2 separate regions of the Mus musculus genome follow, and region 1 is linked to region 2. Evidence: chromatin loops called from intact Hi-C (ENCODE). Cell type or tissue: heart. All regions are shown on one strand.

Region 1 (2,500 bases), 290 kb after region 2:
AGAGAATGCCTGCCCCCTTCGTGGGGGGAGGCGGGGGGGGGCAAGGGGCCGTGAACGGCAGGTGGGTTTGTGTCTAGACCTTTCGTTCCTTGCAGCGGTCTGTTTGTGTTCCAGCACTCCTGGCTGGGGAGGGGGTGTGGAGGAGGGAAGAGAGCTCTTGCCCTGGCAGGAAGCCTCACCTGGAAAATGACAAGGAGAGCCACCACCAGCACGTTTTTCCTGGGTTTCCCTAGAGGAGACAAAGGAGATGATGTTACCGCCCCGGTAAAAATTGCTCGGTGATTAAGGAGACATTCGGGGGTGGGGCAGGGGCACCATTGGGAACTTTTATCCCAGGCTCCAGGCACCTCGGGCTTGCTGAAAGAGAACATCAGAACCAGATTGTGTGTTTGAACACCTGGCCTGCTGCCCAGCATCCCTGTCTTCACCTCCCTCCCTTCCGCTTCTACTCCCAGGTCTGGGAAAGAAGTAGAACAGCTGGCTCCACCCCCTCCCATCCCCCTCCCATCCCCCTCCCATTCCCCTCCCCCCTCCCCTGCCCTGGCCAGTCTAGGCTGCTGCTGGTTTGCAGTATCCACTGTACCCCAATAACTCCTCCAGACTGCTGGTTCCGCACAGGGTCCTGACTCCCCCCCCCCCAACTTCCCATTCCACATGATGCACAGCCCTGTGGTAGTCGGGATGTATGCACACATGTTCAACACTTCCTTGGTGGCAAGATCCACCGGCCTGGGAGCATTCCTTGATGGTCAAGGGCACAGACAGCCACATGTGAAGCCTCACAGATGTTCTAAGGGCTAAGGAAATGGGAATCTGTTCTCTCTCCCTCAACGTGTTTTCGAATACTCTGCAGACAGAGACCACTGGTTAGAACAGGCTTGCATATGACAGCGACCACTCCTCATTCTGCTCAGAGCTGAGCCTTGAGCCAGCCTGGGCTGTATTTTCTCCTGACAGCTAAGCAAGAGGACAACTGGAAAAGTAATTTTTGCAGACATCTTATGCCCCCCACCCCAGACCTCTACCCCACATACTCCCGTCTCACCCCTGGGGACCCTTGATCCGCCTTCTTTGCTATTGGCACCCCTCTCCAGCCCTTGAATCCCAGTTCTTCAGATCTACAGGAAGAGTCAGACCCTATGGGTCTTGCAGTCCAGAGTAGGACTTTGCTCCCCAATCTGAGTCTGGGGGACCTCTTGAGGCCAGGGAAACAGTTCAAACGCAGATGTTGTTTGTCCTTGGCCATAGCACCACCTGCTGGAGACTAGGCTACATGACACCCAGGGTACCTGACATGTACTCCAGGCTGAGGAGGCTACGCTTGGTCACTCAGTACAGGCAGGAAGGGCATCAGGGTGACCCGGACAAACGTTTTTCCCCTCTACATTCTCCTCCATGCTATGTAAGCACGTCTTACTGAAGCTAACTCTGCCCTCTATTCCTATCTTGCCTCCCTCCTAAATCCCTAACCATAAGTCGAAATCCTAGCTGTAGAGATAGAGAGACGCTTAGGCTTAGCGTGGGGCCCATGCCTCACCAGCTCCATCTTTTTCTGGGGACAGACAGCCACTGTCCCCTTATCATCAGCTTGTACTAGAACGTTTGGAGACAGGAAGGGGAACATCACCACGTGGCTTCACAGCTCATCTCTCTCACACATTCCCCCCCCCAACTGAATTACCCCTGGCACCCCACCCCCACCCCACGAGCTTGAGGTCACATGCCCATTCTCAACTATAGGATTTTCAGGGTCTGATGCACAGCCCGCCCTTCCCTGACTCATTTCGGGGTTCAGCGTTCGAGGTTTCTTTCAACCCATCAACGGCTTTCGGTTACTGTAGAGAAAGCCCAATCTGACTGTCAGGGACGTGGAGAAACCCCTAAGGAACAAGAACTGTTTCTGTTTTACTCTGGGTTCTGTCCCGGTTCTTTTGTAGCCACAAACCCGGAGGGGCTCTGGGGTGTGTGAACAAAATTGATGTCTCATTCCAGGGATACTGGATATGAGGTTGGGGGTGGGGGTTGGGTGGGTGAGTCGGGGTCCTGTAGATCCAGGACAGGCCATGTTCAAGGCAGTTAACAGGAGAATTTGGGGGAATTTGAACGTGTGGTGACAGAGGGACCTGGTCAGTGTTGGTGAGTCAGATGACTCAATAGTCAGAAAGCAACTGCTCTTGAGCTACGGGCAGTTGGGAATGCCAGTGTGGGGGAGCTGTTGATTGAGGTGTTCGGTGTTTCCTGAGTTCTTGGGTTTGCAGAATGATTAAGGTGAAAGGAAAACTCCCTAGCACTCTAGCCCGACACCATCCCAACTCCCCTGCCCTGCCCTGCCTCAGCCTGACACTCAATTCCCTCCCCCGCCCCCAGCTCCCAGCCTGGGAAGCCAGTCGCCTCCTGCTCAGGTCCTAAAGCTCCCATCTGTACATTCCCCCAGTCCCTCCAGGCTGCCCAGGAAACCATGGCTGCTTATCATCTGGCCCGAGAGACACCTCAGGTGATG
Region 2 (2,500 bases):
GATTCGCCACTGGGAGTCACTCAGGAATTGGACTTCGTTTAGTATGGAGGGCTGCCTCTGTCCCATGGGACCAGTCCAGGACAGCACGGGAGTGGGGCATAGCGTGGATGCTGAGCCAGCCATTCCTTCCCTGGTACTGAGGATGCTACCTTGCCCATGCTGGCAAGAGGAGGCGACCTAGTTGCTCCTGCTCCTCTCATACTCATTTCGACCACTTTCAGAACTGTCATTACTTACAAGGTGACATTCTAGGGTGTGTCCTCTGCCACTGCCTGGACACAGCTTTGTGGGTTTTGTTTTGTTTTTTTCTAGCCTGGCCTCTAACTCATTCTATCCCCTGCCTCATCGTCCTGAGTATAGAGATTGCAGGTTTGTTCATATTCTCCTGTTTAATCTTCCCAGCAAACCCAAAGCGCTGGATCTGTCTGCTACCCTCCCTGTGTGGAAAACTGCGATCCTGAGAGACCTGGAATTCTCTACGGAGCTGAGGATGACCTTGCACTTCTGATCCGCTTGCTCCCACTTTTCAAGTGTGGGCGTTACACACATAAACCATCATTTCTGGCCAGAGACTTAACAAACAAACAAACAAAAAAAAAAAAAACAGAGGCAACAAGAGGCCAAGTTGTTATTCTGGTTCTCAAATCCATCCTTTCTGACTCTGGATCCCAGCTCTAAGGAGTCTTTTTTTTAAAAATTAATTTATTATTATTACTATTTTTATATATAAGTACACTGTAGCTGACTTCAGACGCACCAGAAGAGGGCGTCAGATCTCATTATGGATGGTTGTGAGCCATGTGGTGTCAGATCTCATTATGGGTGGTTGTGAGCCACGTGGTTGCTGGGAATTGAACTCAGGACTTTCTGAAGAGCATTCAGTGCTCTTACCCACTGAGCCATCTCTGCTGCCCCTCCAAGGAGTCTTAGTCACTGAGAAACATGCACCTTTTAAGCTGCAGGCCTCCTTTTTGGTGGCTGGTGTGACTGCGTTTCTTCCTTTGCCCTGCCCGTGTTGGATGGGTGAGCCAAAGATCCACATGGCAGCAATGGGCTGGGAATTAGGAAGCAAACTGAACAGATGCATCCGATCTCCCGGGCTGGTGAAGAAACTATCCCTACTTCTGTTGGGCGGATGGCTAGGAGAGAGCAAGGAATTTAGGCAGTGGCATTTTCAACCACCAGGTGGCAGTACAGAGACCAATTTCACAGGGTTCCTAGACATGGGAATAATAGGGCACAGAACATTTCTGCCTTAATGCGTGATGGCGCATGCCTTTAATCCCAGCACTTGGGAGGCAGAGGCAGGTGAATTTCTGAGTTCGGGGCCAGCCTGGTCTACAGAGTGAGTTCCAGGACAGCCAGGGCTACACAGAGAAACCCTGTCTCGAAAAACCAAAGGAAAAAAAAAAAAGACAAGGTCTCTCTGAGTAGCACTGGCTGGCCTGGAACCCCCCATGTAGACCAGACTGGGGACAAAGTCACAGAGCCCTGCCTGCTACTGCCTCTGTGCCAGGATTAAAGGTGTGGTCACCATACCTATCCTCAACCTTAATTTTTGAGACAGAGTCTCTCGCTGAGCCTGAAACTTGATGATTTAGGTAGACTAGCTGGTTACCCTCGGGTCCACTTGTCTTTGTCTCCTCCAGCTTTGGGGTTAGGAGCACAACACAGTTTCACTACATAGCCCATGCTGGCTGAAAGTTCACGAAGTAGCCCTGCTTGCCTTAAGCTCATAGTCATCCTCCTGCTTCAGCTCATCAAACGCCAAGTTTATGAGCATGAACCACGCACCCAGAAAATGTCTTACTGTCTTACTTCTATTTTATTTTTGTTTTGTTTTGTTTTGTTTCTCAAGACAGGGTTTCTCTGTGTAGCCCTGGCTGTCCTGGAACTCACTTTGTAGACCAGGCTGGCCTTGAACTCAGAAATCCACCTGCCTCTGCCTCCTAAGTGCTGGGATTAAAGGCGTGCGCCACCACTGCCCGACTGTTTATATTTTTTAAAAAGATTTATTTATTGTTTGTGAGTACACTGTTGCTGTCTTCAGACACACCAGAAGAGGGCATCAAATCCCATTACAGATGGTTGTGAGCCACCATGTGGTTGCTGGGAATTGAACTCAGGACCTCTGGAAGAGCAGTCAGTGCTCTTAACCGCTGAGCCATCTCTCCAGCCCTCTCTATTTGTATTTTTAAAAACACAATTATAGTTGGGCATGGTGGTGGATGCTTTTAATTCCAGCAGTCCAGAGGCAGAGACTGACAGATCTCTATTACTTTGAGGCCAGTCTGGTCTACATAGCAAGTTCCAGAGCAGCCAGAGCTACATAGTGAGACCCTGTTTCCAAATAAATAAGTACACACATAAATAATAAAACCAGCAATCATGAGGCTGGAGAGATGGCTTAGCAGTTATGAACGCTTATTTCTATTATAGAAGATACCAGTTCAATTCCTAGCACCAACATGGTGGCTTACAGCCATCTGCAGCTCTGATT

The links. Hi-C counts contacts between places; a loop is a spot of excess contacts. Peaks named below come from ENCODE experiments on the same cell type or tissue, not always from the same donor. Only the 100,000 strongest peaks of a DNase experiment are listed, where the experiment ranks them.
Region 1: a loop joins it to region 2, with 2.9 times the contacts of the local background. A loop is called at or near these places in 4 of 42 quality-filtered maps.

What each region holds. Positions count from the first base shown.
Region 1 is chr11:99,148,856-99,151,355 of GRCm38, forward strand. Ccr7 (chemokine (C-C motif) receptor 7) reads right to left here. Exons shown (of 3, transcript NM_007719.2): 2 at 180-229. Among named protein-coding and RNA genes, the nearest start is that of Ccr7, 5.0 kb to the right of the region's middle. In heart, no CTCF peak of the experiment used is centred here; DNase peaks (open chromatin) are centred at 386 and 1,226; H3K4me3 peaks cover 1,112 bases; H3K27ac peaks cover 2,149 bases.
Region 2 is chr11:98,858,102-98,860,601 of GRCm38, forward strand. No RefSeq gene overlaps it. Among named protein-coding and RNA genes, the nearest start is that of Wipf2, 4.2 kb to the right of the region's middle. In heart, a CTCF peak has its summit at 1,171 (motif pointing right); a DNase peak (open chromatin) is centred at 1,170; H3K27ac peaks cover 261 bases.